2 separate regions of the Homo sapiens genome follow, and region 1 is linked to region 2. Evidence: read pairs that join two places in POLR2A ChIA-PET (ENCODE). Cell type or tissue: OCI-LY7. All regions are shown on one strand. Each heading gives the region's core, and the rest is flanking DNA. Links, peaks and the distances in the headings are about the cores only. Region 1 overlaps METTL8 (methyltransferase 8, tRNA N3-cytidine). Region 2 overlaps TLK1 (tousled like kinase 1).

What was found. ChIA-PET counts read pairs that join two places held together with the same protein. Peaks named below come from ENCODE experiments on the same cell type or tissue, not always from the same donor. Only the 100,000 strongest peaks of a DNase experiment are listed, where the experiment ranks them.
Region 1: POLR2A ChIA-PET joins it to region 2 with 16 read pairs; 2 of 35 experiments call an interaction of 5 or more read pairs at or near these places.

Annotation. Positions count from the first base shown.
Region 1 is chr2:171,419,896-171,428,792 of GRCh38, forward strand. All of the region lies in intron 1 of METTL8 (methyltransferase 8, tRNA N3-cytidine), which reads right to left. Among named protein-coding and RNA genes, the nearest start is that of METTL8, 9.6 kb to the right of the region's middle. In OCI-LY7, for the core only: no CTCF peak of the experiment used is centred there; a DNase peak (open chromatin) is centred at 4,296.
Region 2 is chr2:171,026,122-171,035,018 of GRCh38, forward strand. TLK1 (tousled like kinase 1) reads right to left here. Exons shown (of 21, transcript NM_012290.5): 12 at 2,218-2,284. Among named protein-coding and RNA genes, the nearest start is that of GORASP2, 100 kb to the left of the region's middle. In OCI-LY7, for the core only: no CTCF peak of the experiment used is centred there; no DNase peak of the experiment used is centred there.

The sequences.
Region 1 (8,897 bases), core at 545-8,544, 390 kb after region 2:
CCCCAAACTCCCTGTTTCTGTTACATTTTCTAAACAGAGAATGTACTGTATATCATTGCTTCTCATCCTTTCCCCTAACAACATGTTCACATTTATAAATATGTGATCTCACTTCAATCCTGAGTGTTCCCACCAAGCAGATGACTGAGTAAAACTTAGAGAAACAAAGTGTTGGCTGGGCACGGTGGCTCACACCTGTAATCCCAGCACTTTGGGAGGCCAAGGTGGGCGGATCACTTGAGCTCAGGAGTTCAAGACCAGCCTAGGCAATGTGGTGAAACCCTGTCTCTACAAAAAATATAAAAATTTTATTTAAAAACAACAACAAAAGAAAGCGGCTTGGTCAAGATCTCAGGGAGTGATGGTGCTGGCACTAGAACTTGTAGCTTTTGACTCCTGGTATGATGCTCTTCCCGCTAGACTATTCTTTTGTCTTTTCAGTAGAGAGTGGCATGGTTATGCAGAGAGACAAGAAGAAGAAAAAGAAGATGAGGCAGACATGGTGGTAAGTGATTATTGAAAGCATATATTATTAACAGAAGCTTTTAAACTAAAAGTATAATAAAGTGGAATTTTAGTTCTGCAAATTAGGTGAACTTTATACTCCAAAATCCTTGCTGCTATCAACCACCCCTAAATGGCTGGATTAATATGTTTTAAAAAGAAATCTTATTAAACATACCCCTGAGCCAGCAAGAAAGAGAAATACTCAGAGACCAAAAGCTCGCAAAAGTCCAGAGCTGAATGAGCACTGAGGTTAGCAACCACCCAAAGCCTACAATGTATAAAAAACAAAATGTGTCACAAAAATTGATCTAAATAAACCCAAGTTTGGTTTAACAATAGAAAGTATATCAATGTAATTTGCCACATTACCAGATTAAAATAAAAAATCATATAATGACCTCAGCAGATACAGAAAAGGCCTCTGATAAAATTCAACATTCGCTCATGATTAAAAATCAAAACTTTTAGTGACTGTGAAATGGAAGACAATTTCATTAACTTGATAAAGGGTAGCTGCCAAAAACTTATGATGTCATCCTTAATGGTGAAATATTAGAAGTATTCCCTTTATAAACATGAATAAGACAAGGATGTCCATTATCAATGGTTCTACTCAACACTGCAATGGAGGTCTTGGCCAGGACAGTCAGAAAGGAAAGAGAAATAAAAAGTAAAAGGTGGAGGAGGAAGTAACAAACTGTCACAGTTTCCTAACGATATGATTATCTACACAGAAAAAATCCCCTAAACCCTACAAATGACAATTATTACTATTAAATGGAAAGTTTGGCAAGATTGCCAAATAAAAGATCAATATACAAACAGACAATTATATTTTCATATACTAGCAAACATATAGTTAGAAAACCTAATTTTAAAATATACTATTTAGCAAGGCACAGTGGCACCACTTGTACTCCCAGCTACTCAGGAGGCTGAGGCAGGAGGATGACTTGAGCCTAGGAGTTTGAGGCTTTAATGCACGATGATCACACATGTGAATAGCCACTGCACTCCAGCCTGGGCAGCACAGTGAGACCTTACTTCAAAAAAAAAATACATACACACATCCATACACACACACACACACACACATCATTTATAACAATGACCAAAAATATGATACACTTAGGAAGTTGTAAAATATGCAAGTCCTTTAAAGAAAAAATTATAAAACTTCACTGAGCCACTAATGAAGATCTAACTAAATAAATGGAGAGCTACATAGTGACTCTTGAATACAATGGGTTTAAACTTCATGGGTCCACTTATATGAGGATTTTTTTAACCAAACTCAGATTGAAAATACAGTATTTGGAGGATGTGAAATCTGCATATAAGGAGGGCCAACTTTTCATATACTTGGGTTCCACAGGGTCAACTGAAAGACTTGAGGATGTGTGGATTTTGGTATATGCGGGCATCCTGGAACCAATCTCCCTAGTATACTGAGGAAAGACTCTATAGTCTTCATAGATAGGATTATTTGATATTGTAAAGATGTCAGTTCTCTTCAAACTGATATACAGATTTAATGCCATCCCAATCAAAATTTCAATAAGGCTTTTGGGAAGCCCAAGCTGATTTTAAAAGGTATATGAAAGTGTCAATGGCAAAAAAGAAATAAGACACTCCTAAAGAAGAGGAGTAAGATGGAACAGTTCCCCTACCAGCTCTCAAGCCTTATGATAAAACTGCAGTGAATAAGTGGTCACTTATCACCCCAGGGACAGAAAAATAAGATAATGGAACAGAAAACAGAGCACAGAAATAGACTTGACCAGATAGGTAACTTGATCTACAACAGAACTAGCACCACAGATCTGTGAAGAAATGAAGAGACTATTCAATAAGTGGGTCTGGAACAAGTGATTATTCATATACAAAAAATAATAATAATGAAAGGATCTCTAATTTATACCATACTCTCAAATCAATTTCATCACTGACTGAAGACTTAAGTGGGAAAGTTAAAACTTTAAAACCTAGAAAAAGAATAAGAGGATATCTTTATGACCTCAAGTTAAGCAATTCTTAAACAATAGTCAAATTATAACCATAAAAGGAAATACTGACTACTTTTACCACATTTAATGTGAGCTTCTTTTTTTATATAGTATCAAATAAGCCACATATTGGGAGAAGACATTTGTAACACATATTATGATGAAGAATTGTTACGGAGAAACATGCAGAAACATTCTAAACTCAAGAAGAAAAAGACACACAATCTAATAGAAAATGGGCAAAAGTCATGATCAGGCTTTGCACAAGAATGAAAACAGGAATGCCTAGTGACATTAAAAATAGATGCTCAACTGTATTTATAATATGGAAAATGCATAAAAATCATAATATGATAGTCTTATATTCACTACATTGGCAAAAACTTAAGTCTGACAATACAAATGCAGGCAAGGATGTAAAGTAATGGGAAGTCAGCTAATAGGATAGAAATTGCTATAACAACATACAGAGTCAACATGGTATCACCTAAAAAAGCTGAAGGTGCATAATATGGTTTGGTTGTGTCCTCAACCAAATCACATCTTGAATTGTAGTTCCCATAATCTCCACATGTTGTGGGAGGGACACAGTGGGAGGTAATTGAATTATGGGGGGTGGTTATCCTCATGCTGATCTTGTGATAGTGAGTTCTCATGAGATCTGAGGGTTTATAAGGGGCTTCTCCCCTGCTTCACTCTGCACTTCTCCTTGCTGCTGCCATGTGAAGAACGATGTGTTTGCTTCCCCTTCTGCCATGATTGTAAGTCTCCTGAAGCCTCTTGAGCCATGTGGAACTGTGAGACAATTAAACCTCTTCCCTTTATAAATTACCCAGTCTCAGGTATGTCTTTATTAGTAACGTGAGAACAGACTAATATAGTAAATTGGTACCAGGAATGGGGTGCTGCTGTAAAGATACCCAAAAATGTGGAAGCAACTTTGGAACTGGGTAACAGGCAGAGGTTGGAACTGTTTGGAGGGCTCAAAAGACAGGAAAATGTGAGAAAGTTTGAAACTTCCTAGAGACTTGGAGGGCTCAGAAGACAGGAAGATGTGGGAAAGTTTGGAACTTCCTAGAGACCTGTTAAATGGTTTTGACCAAAATATTGATAGTGATATGGACAATAGAGCCCCCCACCTGAGGTCATCTCAGATGGAGATGAAGAACTTGTTGGGAACTGGACTAAAAGTCATTCTTGCTATGCAAAGATACTGGAGGCATTTTGTCCCTGCCCTAGAGATCTGTGGAACTTTGAACTTGAGAGAGATGATTTAGGGTATCTAGAGAAAGAAATTTCTAAGCAGCAAAGTGCTCAAGAGGAAGCAGAGCATAAACGTTTGAAAAATGTGCAGCCTGATAATGCAGTAGAAATGAAAAACCCATATTCTGGGGAGAAATTCAAGCGAGCTGCAGAAATTTGCATAAGTAACAAGGAGCCAAATGCTAATCACCAAGACAATGGGGAAAATGTCTCCAAGGCATGTCAGAGAACTTTGAGGCAGCCCCTCCCATCACAGGCCTAGAGGCCTAGGAGGGAAAAGTGGTTTCCTGGGCTGGATGCAGGGCCCTCCTACTGTGTGCAGCCTCAGGACTTGGTGCCCTGCACCCCAGCTGCTCCAGCTGTGGCTAAAAGGGGCCAAGGTACAGCACAGGCCATGGCTTCAGAGGGGACAAGCTCCAAGCCTTGGCAGCTTCCACGTGTTATTGGGCCTGCGGGTGCACAGAAGTCAAGAACTGAGTTTGAGGAACCTCTGCCTAGATTTCAGAAGATGTATAGAAATGCCTGGATGTCCAAGCAGAAGTTTGCTGCATGGGTGGAGCCCTCATGGAGAACCTCTGCTATGGCAGTGCGGAAGGGAAATGTGGGATTGGAGCCCCCACACAGAGTCCCTACTGGGACACTGCCTAGTGGAGATGTGAGAAGAGGGCCCCCATCCTCCAGACTCCAGAACTGTAGATCCACTGACAGCTTGCACCATGTGCCTGGAAAAGCCTCAGACACTCTACACCAGCCCATGAAAGCAGCCAGGACAGGGGCTGTACCCTGCAAAGCCACAGGTGTGGAGCTGCCCAAGGCCATAGGAGCCCACCTCTTGTATCAGCATGCCCTGGATATGAGACATGGAGTCAAAGGAGATCATTTTGGAACTTTAAGGTTTAATGACTGCTCTATTGGATTTTGGACTTGCATAGGGCCTGTAGCCCCTTTGTTTTGGCCAATTTCTCCCATTTGGAATGGGTGTATTTACCCAATGCCTGTACCCCCATTGTATCTAGGAAATAAATAACTTGCTTTTGATTTTACAGGCTCATAGGCAGAAGGGACTTGCCTTGTCTCAGATGAGACTTTGGACTTAGATTTTTGAGTTAATGCTGGAATAAGACTTTGGGAGACAGTTGGAAGGACATGATTGTGTTCTGAAATGTGAGGACATGAGCTCTGGGAGGGGCCAGGGGCAGAATGATATGGTTTGGCTGTGTCCCCACCCAAATCTCATCTTGAATTGTAGTTCCCATAATCTCTACATGTTGTGGGAGGGACCCAGTGGGAGGTAACTGAATCATGGGGGTGGTTACCCTCATGCTGTTCTCATGATAGTGAGTGTGTTCTCATGAGATCTGATGGTTTTATAAGGGGCTTTTCCTCCACTTTGCTCTGCACTTCTCCTTGCTGCTGCCATGTGAAGAAGGGTGTGTTTGCTTCTCCTTCTGCCATGACTGTAAGTTTCCTGAGGCCTCCCCAGCCATGAGGAACTGTGAGTCAATTAAACCTCTTCCCTTTATAAATTACCCAGTCTCAGGTATGTCTTTATTAGCAGTGTGAGAACGGACTAATACAATGCACATACCATATAATTCAGTAATTAAGTACCTAGGTATATACTCTGGAGCAACTCTTTGTGGCAGCAGAATTATAACACAGTCCCCAAGAGACCCCCTCATCCTCTGCATAGTCCATCAGTGTGGATGGGACCTGTGAAAATGATGGACAGTCATCTCCTTCATAGGTTACTTTTATGTAAGACCTCATCTTAGCAGAGGAGGTCAGAGAGACATTCTCCTATTTGCTTTGAAGAAGCAGACTGCCAGGTTGTGAAAAGGGCCATGAGGCAGGGAATAGTGGGCAACGTCTCAGAGCTGAGGGCTTCAGTCCTATAGCTGCTAGGAATGGAATTGTGTCAATATCCAGTGAGGGTAGAACAGGACTGTGAGTCGCAGATGAGACCACAGCCCAGGCTGACACCATAATTTCAGCCTGGTGAGATCCTGAGCAGAGAATTAGGTTATGCTGTTTTAGGACTTCTACAAGAATTTGAGGTAATGAATGGGTGTTAATTTAAGCTACTAAAACTGTGGTAATTTGTTATACAGCAAAAGAAAACTAACGCATTCTTTAACGTGTGCCAGGAGACAGGGATAAGAATGTCTATAACAGCACTTTCCTAGAAATAAAAAACCTGAAAGAGGCCAGGTGTGGTGGCTCACGCCTGTAATCCCAGCACTTTAGGAGGCTGAGGCAGGCAGATCATGAAGTCAGGTGTTCGAGACCAGCCTAGCCAACATAGTGAAATCTCATCTCTACTAAAAATACAAAAATTAGCCGGGCATGGTGGTGGGCACCTGTAATCCCAGCTACACAGGAGGCTGAGGCAGGAGAATCTCTTGAACCCAGGAGGCAGAGGTTGCAGTGAGCTGAGATTGAGCCACTGCACTCCAGCCTGGGCAATAGAGTAAGACTCCATTTCAAAAAACACAAAAACAAAACAAAAAACATGAAAGAAACAAAAAGCCTGGCTAGTAGAAAGGGGATAAATTAATTGTAATAAATTTATACAAGGAAATACTACACAGTAGTAAACATGAATGAATTACAGGTATGTCGTAAAATGTAATGTTGAGAAAAATATAGACAAGCTATAGAAGAGTACACATATATAATATGAATGATGTTCAAAAACATTTAAAACAATTTTTTATTTATCTAAAGAGGAAAGAGGGATCTGGGAACCAGCAGGGCACATAAGAGATGTCAAAGTTTTAGGTAATATTCTGTTTATTTTTAAGTTGATGATAAGTATATGGGTGTTCATTTTATAATTGTTATTTGTATATTATGCTATGATATCTGTAACATAGCATAAAGGATTGATATTCTTTTGAATAAATATTGTTTAAAATAAGAGGGTGAGTCTGCGAGCTTTACTATCAATCCTTTAAACCTAAATCTTTCTGAAAACTTCGTATATGCATTAATATACTGTGTGTTCAGACACACATCATTAAAATATAGAGAGGAAAGAAAACATAAGAACCAAACTTGTGGTCAAAAGGTTCAATAACTTCAAAATAAATTTCTAAAAGTGACTTGCACCTGGACTACTACAATCACCTGCTAAGTGGTCTCTTATATTTCACTCTTGTTCTTGATGCTGCAGCCAAGTATCTGTTTAAGAAGAATGTCACATCACTCTAAGGGTTTTCCATCACATTTCCACAGTTCCACATGGTCTGACCCCTACCTACTTCTGAGATCTGATTTTATTCACTTTTCCCACATGCCCTAGCCACATAACAAATCCTAACATTCCTTAGCACTAATGTATAATGCTGATGTGCACCTTTAATAAAATCCAGGCATTGTTTCTTTGGCATCACATCATGTTTCCAATTTGTTTTGAGGAGTTTGGGAATATTTATCGTGGTTCTGTTTTATTAGGATTTCACTTGATTCTTTTCTTTTCCTCATCCTTAATATCCACTGTATCAGAAGTCCTATCAACTCTACTTCCAAAATACATCTTGAATCTTGTTCACTTCTTTCCATCTCTCCTGTTACCACTCTAGTCCAAAACACTATAATCTCTTACCTGGACAAATGCAATAGCCACCTGTCTCCTTACAATTATTCTTGCCTTCCACAATGTATTTTCCACTCTATAGCCATAATGACCTTTTTATAACACAAAATAGATCATATCACTCCCCTCTTCAAAGCCTCCTATCAGAATAAAATCCAAAATTCCTTACCATTGCCTACAAAGCTTAACGTCTTGGTCCCATCCGACTGCTCCAAGTTTACCTCTCTCCTGCACACTAAAGAGCCACACTGGCCTTCTGAGAGTTTTTGACTTCTTATTATAAGCCTTAGGAATCCTGAACTCAAGCATCCCTTTGCCTGGACTACTACTCTGGACTGTTGCAGATCAGCTCCTCCTCATCATTCAGGGCTCAGCTTACATGTGTTCTCTTTAGAACGGCCTTCCCTGACCACTCTGGCTAAAGCAGGGTGTTCAACCACCCTCCAGCACATCACCCTGTTTTATTTTCTTCACAGCACTTATTGCTACCTAGAAATCTTATTTTTTCATCTATTTATTTATTGTCTATCTCCTCCCACCTGTAGGGACCCTGTCTATCCTGTTTACTGCTATACCCTATGCCAAAACTTTCCCCTGCACATTATGGATGAAAAACAAAAACATGTTGAACAAATGACTTCCTATAGCTTAGTTAAAATTTGTCTCTGAATAAATGTTCAAGTTTAATAACCTGAGTATTTTATACATTTATTCAGTTATACTATGTTTCTTTAAACAAAGTATATGAACAAAAAGCATTTTATTAACTTTTGAATTAATATTTCTTCTTTCTTGTCTTTAAAATATCATGGCTAGGATGGTTAAGTATTCTGTAAACATAACACAGACAAAGAATAGAAAAAAAGAAGAACTAATATTTGTTCTATGCCCAAAACTAAGAGAAATCATTTTCCAATCATAAAACTGTATCTATTTATGCCATTTTACCTTCAACAAATGGAAAATATCTACTTCATAGGTAGAAGTCTTAAGGATTTAAGTTTTTTTGAAAGTTATTAATATTGTGACTTCCTACTGATTTAAGGAATAAGTGGAGACTAAATCTGCATCTAAGCTAAAAGTAGCTGCTATTGCCAAGTATTGTGGTATATGCCTGTAATCCCACTATACATGCCAGCTACTCAGGAGGCTGAGGCGGGATGATCGCTTGAGCCCAGGAGTTCAGCACCAGCCTTTGAGATTTCTTCTCAAGCAAATAAAGTTAAAAAAAAAAAAAGTACTTAGCTGTTGATAATAGATTCTATACAAACATATTGTTTTTTATAGCCCATTCATTTATTCAACATACATATGCATTAACCACATTTTAGGTAGTGTAAAGCAGGGAGAATTATATTACTACTCAGTTTCTGCCCAGGTTAGTTGAGAAGACAGACAAATGACAATTCTAGTATAGTGCCACAACAGTATACACAGTAACATGGAAGCACAGAAAAGGCTACTAACCAAGCTGGAGGAGTTAGGGGAAGGGTCTCAGTGGAGCTGTGATACCTGGGATGAGT
Region 2 (8,897 bases), core at 328-8,327:
GTAAATTTGATAAAAGCTAGGAAAAAAAGCAGGAAAAAGATTATGGAAGGGATAATTATTGGAAAGAGTAAGTAAATACGAAAAATATAGAAGTCAAACACTGGGAAAGAGGAAAATACGAAGGTTAGAAGGTTTAGTGTTCTACAACATTTTACAAATGTCTATATAATATTTGGACACTAAGTATACCTTACTTTATAAAAGTGTTTTTCACAGAAACCAGTATTTTCAAAGTACCAGGAAAGCTTTAAAACCAACCAACCAAAAACAAAAACAAACCCTCCTTTGAAGCCTTTTCAAAGTGTACTTTTTGTAATACAAATAGCCAATTCCTAATTTAACTGCTCTACAATTTCAGATTTTATAACAGATTTTCATAAAATAAGGTGCATATGTAAAATGTCATCATTTAGAAAGAGTAATCTGAAATTTGGTATTACACGTGAAGATAATAACCCTTCAGTAAAACTCTCAAGTACACCTTGGAATCACTATAACTAAGTAAATAAGTATTCCTTTATCACCACAGGCTGGTTAGAAAATAACTGGTAAATCTTTATATGAGACATAAAGCATAGGCCCTTACGAACTCATTATCAAAACAGTTTAAGTGGGCACACAGATACTTACGACTCATCCTGTACTAAAAATTCCCTTTTCGCTTCCATAGTTCCTTTATATGGTTCTATCACTATTATAGAACTATTATGATAGTTATATAGCTCCATCTATTATTATAGAGAATAGACTTAAGTTGTCAACTAAGTCTCAAAGCGCAGGAAAAGTAGTCAATAATTACAATAGAACAGAATAGAACTACTTAAATAACAAAACCAAAATAAATCACTTTTTAATTCACTGTTCAAGTAGTTTACGTTGAAGCTTTCTGGGCAGTTGGCATAGACAGATATAGCATATTAAAGGATACTAATGCAAATTATATATAATAATTTTCTATTCCCTATAAATGGTAGGAATCCCCAGCATATTAATAACATTTCCAAAACAAATTAGTATGCAGTGTAATAGTAGCTGCTACCAGAATGGGTTTCTCCATCCTACCTCACCCTATCCCATGGAGACAACTTCACAGATACTATCTCCAATTAGTTCACTCCTTCAATTTTACCTATAATTCAGCCTATTTAAAAAATTGAAAGAACCTGACAAGCAGAAAGCACAAAAAATTGGGTCAAAGAAAAAGAACTTTATGTCTGTCAGTAACTTAATTTTGAGGGAAAAAAACCTACTCTATTATTACTACTTCTCTGAAATCATTTGAACTAAAATTAAGACCTGTAAAAACAATAAACTGATTACAATTTCAGAGTTTACAAACAAGTAGAAAGATACACATTATTTAAAAGTTTACGACAATAACACATAGCAACATTTTTTCTCAGTTTTATCCCTTTATACTATCACTAAGTGCTTTTTCCTACGTACATCTTCTAATCGAAACATCACACATGCAACAAATTAAAAGATAAGCCAAAGAAATAAGTTTGCTATTTATTTACAATTGCTATTTTATTATGAAATGAACATAAACAATATGGAATTTTAGATTTCATCTTTAAAATGAAGTATTTTTTACCAAAAGGTAGTACTTAAATAGAATAATCTAAAGACCTTGGAAGTCTGTCCAAGAATCATTCCTCCACTAAAGGGATATGGTGTGTCACCATCTCAAGATTTTTAAGTTGACACAAGATAAAGGAATGTTGTTTTAATATACTCAACATAAAAATGTAATTTTGGCCGGGTGCGACAGCTCATGCCTGTAATCCCAGCACCTTGGGAGGCCAAGGTGGGTGGATCACACGAAGCCAGGAGTTTGAGACCAGCCTGGTGAACATGGCGAAACCCTCACTCTACTAAAAATACAAAAATTAGCCAGATGTGGTGGCGCATGCCTGTAATCCCAGCTACTCAGGAGGCTGAAGCACGAAAATTGCTTGAACCAGGGAGGTGGAGGTTGCACTGAGCTTAGATTGTGCCGCTGCACTCCAGCCTGAGTGATGAGACTGTTTCAAAAAATAAAAATACTAATAAATAAAATAAAGTAACTTTAATGCATCTCTTTTTAATCTGAAATTTTTAATTTGAAATCTTACTCTCTTAAATTTTGGCTTTTAAAATAAGTGACTTATAACACAACTTCCCACAAATTCTGGTAGCAAATTGAACTAAAAATGCAGCATATGTTTCACATACCTTTTTGAGATGTCCTAGTCTAAGTTTGAAAATTTCTTCCTGTTCATGATATTCTGCCAAAGTCAACCTGTCAAAAATGAAATTTTAATTCTACATATTGAGATTAATACTTAGTTTATTAACAACTAGCAAAATATAAAAATCAAGTGGAAATACTAAAATGTGGACAACTTTAAGCCCAAAATGTATGAGCCAAAAATCCTTTGAGATATTCTTCAGAATATATTTAATACTTTTAGATGAAACAGTTAACTAATTCTACAATGCTTTAAGGAAAATGTATGAGCCAAAAATCCTTTGAGATATTCTTCAGAATATATTTAATACTTTTAGATGAAACAGTTAACTAATTCTACAATGTTTTAATGAGTACCATTTATCAAGTGATGTTCTAGAATTTATATTCTAAGGATACAGTGAAAAACAAAACAATTTCTCCTTACATATTAGTTTGAGCGTACACTCTATAGTGGAAGTAAGCAAGCATAAAAAAAACCACGTGATGAAATAAATAAGTTTAAGTAACAGTAAGTGTCATGAAGAAGGCAAAAAAGGATGGTATGGTAATGACTAATTGCATTATGTTAATTTGGACTGGGTGTTAGAGAGGTGACCATCTAAATAACAAAAAGACAACCATGAGAGGACTCTGGGGAGTATATTCTAGACATGAGTTATAGAAAGTTCAAAACTCTAAGATGAAAATAGTCTTGGCATATAAATAGAAGAGAAAAAAATGGGAGTAAATCAGATGTAGTCAAAAGGGTTGTGAGTAGTAGGAGAAGCAAGCTGGGGAGACATACTATGTATAGATTTGCAGGCCAAGTCAAGAATTTCAGTTTTACTCTAAGAGTAATGGGAAATCACTGCAAAGGGAGTCAGTCCAGTTTGGGCAGTTTTTAAAAAGAGGAAAAAAACAAAGACATTTTTCCTTTCCCTGCTTCAGTGTGTTGGGAGTAAATAAGCAAGATAAAAAAATGCTAAAACTTTAGTCAAAGTACTAAATTCTGGCCAGGTACAGTGGCTCACGCCTGTAATCCCAGCACTCTGGGAGGCTGAGGCAGGTGGATCACTGGAGCCCAGGAATTCCAGAACAGCCTGGGCAACATAGCAAAACCCCGTCTCAATCTCCCTCACCCCCAAAAAAGCACTAAATTCTTATACTCCAAATATAGACATAGGGTCTTGCTTTAGTGTCCAGGTTGAATTTGAACTCCTGGGCTCAGGTGACTCTCCTGCCTCAGTGTTCCAAGTAGCTGGGAGTACAGGTGTACGCCACCATGCCTAGCTACTTCAAAATCTTAATTATAAATAGATACAGGACTTTAAGTCTTGAAAGTGCTTCATGGTTATCTTATTATTTCAAATATTATTACCTGACTTTGAAAAGTAATCAGTTTAATGTATGCAGAACTACAACAAGGCTTATTAGGGTCTCGCTCTGTTGCCCAGGCTGGAGTGCAGTGGCCACGATCTCAGCTCACTGCACCTCCACCTCCCAAATTCAAGTGATTCTCCTACCTCAGCCTCCAGAGTAGCTGCGACTACAGGCACACGCCACCATGCCTAGCTAAGTTTTGCATTTTTAGTAGAGACGGAGTTTTGCCATGTTGGCCAGGCTGGTCTTGAATGCCTGGCTTCAAGTGATCCACCGACCTCAGCCTCCCAAAGTGCTGGGATTACAAGTGTGAGCCACCACAACCGGCCCATACCCCAACTTTAAAAGAATAGCTCTTATCTATCATATTCAAGCCCTTGTTTGTTAATTTACTTATGTGTTCTGAGGTTATTTCATTAAGCTCCTAACTCAGGTGTGATCTGTTTGGTTTCAGTCCCTCAGCAACATTTAGTATAAATGCCATTTCCCTTTAGCTAGATGCTAATTAAATTAACTAATTCTAAAAAAGGAGTATTCAAAGGAAATAAACAAAAACAAGAAATTCAGTTAGTATTCCACCCGCAACATCTTAAGAGCCAAAAAAATTAACATGTTAAATTAAACTTCTCTACCTAGTCTTAGGGTGACACAACTACTGGATTTTATTACACTGAATATAGCAATAGTTGATAGCTGTAGCAGTTGCTTATAGTAAATTTAGAGAATTAAATGCTGGAGTGTGAATGTAGATGAAGTGAGAGAGGGAGGAGGAGGAATGTGATACTAAAGAAAATGAGGTTTGAAAACTAAAATGTATAATATCTCAACTAATCTAGAAAAGAAAAGATGTAGGAATGTTAGCAAAAAGCTTCTGGATATGGGTACAGGTTTATGCCACTGGTGGAAGTTTGCCTATGATACTGCTATTATATAACAGTATCATAAATTCATATTCTTAAAGTATGGTTTAAGGTCCACTAGTAGGCCATAGTATGGGCTCATAACTAATTTTTAAAAGATATTTAAATTTGTTTTCTTTCTATATAGAAATTCTGTACTTTGATTTTTACTGAATTACAAAACAGCTAAAATTTGGCATATCTTAAACCAAAGTTAGTACATGACTTGAGTTACTTGAAATTTTTGTCCTACCAAGAGGTTTGGCTATCATGTATAACTGCAAAGCTCCTACACATGCACATGGCTAGACTCTGTGCAATTTAGGAGAAACGCTATTTTGTTGTTGTGTGTTGTTAGGCTACTCACTTTTCAGGGCAGTGATTCTTACCATTTTACAATCATAAAAAAAAAAAAAATCTGAAGGAAGTTATAAATACTCTCCCCAGAAAATTTTACATATATATAATTTTGGGATTCACAAATCTCAGTAAGAGTTCCTCTGCCTGGGTCTTGTCTTGCCAATTAGAATGCAAACCCCCAAATGACAAAAGAGCCATTTCTTACATTTTCTCTCCCTCTTCCTACTAGGAAGTATTAGGGATTATTAATACCTGACACATTGTAGCTTCTTCGATAACCTCTGTTGTCCATTTGTATTAATCAAAAACGTTTTTAAAGAAATCTATGTATTTAGATAAAAGCAACTGGGAACAATCTTCTTTAAAGAAACAGGATTTTAGACAGAATGAAAAGAGCTAAGCTAGGATAATGTTCACATCAGTGGCTTTTAATTATCAATACTTTTATGTGTGTAAGATGCTTTTAAAAGAACCTGCCCTCTCAAACAATTCAGTTAAATTACTTAGCAAATCTTTTATTCATAGATAAGGCAAAGATATAATCCATCTCTTCCCATAGACTCATATCTGATGATAGCTAAATTATTAATATTTTTATTACACAAACATAAAAATATTTTATTATGCACACATAACAATGTATTATTTTTATTATGCACACATAATATTTTAAACGTTAACAAATTTAAACCCCAAACATAAGACTTGACTCCTGATAATCTTCCACACTAAGTCTGAGTAAATGAAAATTTTAATTTTAAAAGTGTTCTAAAATAGTTTAACAGAAATATGGGGTGACAGTATTTTAAAAAGTTAGTAGAAATAACAAAAACAGGGATATTCATTTTAAACAAATTTGGTATTCAATGTCTTAAAGACATTCTGTTTAAGCAGAGAATTAACATGAAGCCTCAAAGAACACAAACTATGGTAAATAGACTGTTAGAGGCACTTAAACAAAAATTAGCCAGATGTGGTGGTGCACGCCTGTAGTCCCAGCTACTCAGGAGGCCGAGGCATGAGAATCACTTCAACCTGGGAGGCAGAGGTTGCAGTGAGCTGAGACTGCCACTGTACTCCAGCCTGGGCAACAGAGCAAGAAAAGAAAAGAACAACAACAACAACAACAAAAGGCAACAACAACCCAGGCAAACTAACATCATAGTTAATGGTGAAAATGGAAAGATTTTCTCCTAATACCAGGAAAAAGACAAGGACGTCTACTTTCATGATTGCTAATCAGTATTGCACTGGAAGTCCTACCAGAGCAGTCAGGTAAGGAAAAGAAATAAAATGCATCTAAATTGTAAGCTAAGAAATAAAACTATCTATATTTGCAGATGACATGCCTCTATATTTAGAAAATCCCCAAAAAATGCACAAGAAAAAAAATCACTAGAACAATAAATAAATTTGGCAAAGCTGCAGGGTATGAGAGCAATGCACAAAAATCAGTTACTTCTATACACCAGCAATGAACAACCTGAAAAGGATATTAAGGAAGCTATTACATTTACAATAGCATCCAAAAGAATATAATACCTAGGAATAAATTTAACCCAGGAGGTGAAAGACTTGCCTACTAAAAACTACAAAATATTGCTAAGGAGTTCAAAAAGAGTTAATTAAATGAAAAGATATCCTATGTCCACAGATTGGAGACTTTCAAAAAGTATGGTACTGCCATAAGAATACACATATATACCTATGAAATAGATCTGAATTCAGAAATAAACCCAAAAATCTACGGCCAGTTGATTTTTGACAAGAGTACCAAGACCACTCAATGAGGAAAGAATAATCTCTTCAACAAATGATGCTGGGACAACTAGGGAACCACATGCAAAATAATGAAGTAGGACCCCTACCTCACTCTATGTACAAAAATTAACTAAAAATGAATGAATGACCTAAATATAGTAACTAAAACTATTAGAAGACAATACAGGAGGCTGGGTATGGTGGCTCATGCCTGTAATGCCAGCACTTTCGGAAGCTGAGGCAGGTGGATCACTTGAGGCCAGGAGTTCAAAACCAGCCTGGGCAACATGGTGAAACTCTGTCTACTAAAAATACAAAAATTAGCCAGGCGTGGTGATGGGCACCTGCAATCCCAGATACTTGGGAGGTTGAGAAAGGAGAATCGCTTAAACCTGGGAGGCAGAGGTTGCAGTGAGCTGAGATCGCACCACTGCACTTCAGCCTGGGTGACAGAGCAAGACCCTGTCTCAAAACAAAACAAAACAAAACAAAGGGAAGATAACACAGGGGTAAATCTTCATGACTACAAATTTGGCAATAAATTCTTAGATTTGTCACCAAAAGCATAAACAACAACAGTAACAAAAATCAACAAAATACATTTCATAAAAATTAAAAACATTAAAAATTAAAACAACTGAATTCATGGAGATAGAGAGTAGGATGATGGTTACTAGAGGCTGGGAAGGACAGTGGGGAAGGGGGCAAAAGGTGGGGTTGGTTAATGGGTGCAAAAACATAGAATGAATAAGATCTAGTATTTGGTAACACAAGAGGATGACAACAGTCAACAAAAATATATTGTACATTTAAAATAACCAAGAGTATAATTGGAATGTTTATAACAAAGAAATGATAAATGCTTGAGGTCATGGATACCCCATTTACCCTGATGTGATTATTACACATTGTATGCCTGTATCATAATATATCATGTACCCTGTACATTGGTTGGTGCAAAAGTAATTGCGGTTTTTGCCACTGAAAGTAGGCAAACACCACAATTACTTTTGCACCAACCTAATACTATGTACCCATAAAAATAAAAAACTTCTGTACATCAAAGGATATTATCAAAAAAGTAAAAGACAACTTACAGAATAGCAGAAAATATCTGCAAATCATATATGTTAAGGGTTTAGTATCCAGATTTTTTAAAAAAAAAAAAAAACCTCCCACAACAACAAAACAACAAACAGTCTGGTGAAAAAATGAGCAAAAGACTTGAATAGACATTTCTCCAAACAAGATATATAAAGACCAGCAAACACATTAAAAGATGTTCAACAACATTAAGTCATTAGGGAAATGCAAATCAAAATTACCGTGAGATATCACTTTACACCCACTAGGATGGTTATGATTTTTAAAATGGCAAAGTAAAAAGTATTGTCAAGGATGTAGAAAAATAGGGATAATTGTCATGCTGATGGGAATGTAAAACGGTGCAGAATGGAAAATAAGCAGTTCTTGAACAAGTTAAGATACAGAATTACCATAATACTCAGTACTAGACAGATAAAGAAAACAAAACAAGCTCACACAGAATTGTAGACAGGTGTTTATAGCAGAACTATTTATAATAACCAAAGGGTGGAAACAACCTAAATGTCCATCAATGAATGAATGAACAAATTGTGCATAATCACACAATGAAATATTGTTCAGCCATAAAAAGAATGAAGTACTGATACATGCTACAACATGAATATATTTTGAAAACTTATACTAAGTAAAAGCCAGACACAAAAGGTCATATAAGGTATGAGTCATTTTATATACAACATTCAGAAGAAGCAAATACACAGAGAAAGAAAACCGATTATTTGCTACTGGAGGTGAGAAGAGAAAGGGCTAGGGAGTGATTACTTAACGTGCACAGTGTTCCTCTGGGTTAAGGAAACAGTTTTGAAACTAGAGAGAAGTGATGGTACATAACACTGTGAATGGACTAAAAGCCACTGAACTGTACATCTTTAAATGGTTATTCGTATGTTACATAAATTTAACCTCAATTAAAAAATGTTATCACTAGGAAAAAAAATAGGTGATTGTGGGAGGGATGAAACTAGTCTTCCTTTGAAGAGTCCAAACGTTCACAATGTAATAGAAATTGAAGTGCAATTACTTATACTTAGTATAAGTATAATGGCTGATATGGTTTGGCTGTGTCCCCACCCAAATCTCATCTTGAATTCCCACGTGTTGTGGGAGGGACCTGGTGGGAGGTAACTGAATCATGGGGGCAGGTCTTTCCCATGCTGTTCTCATGATAGTGAGTG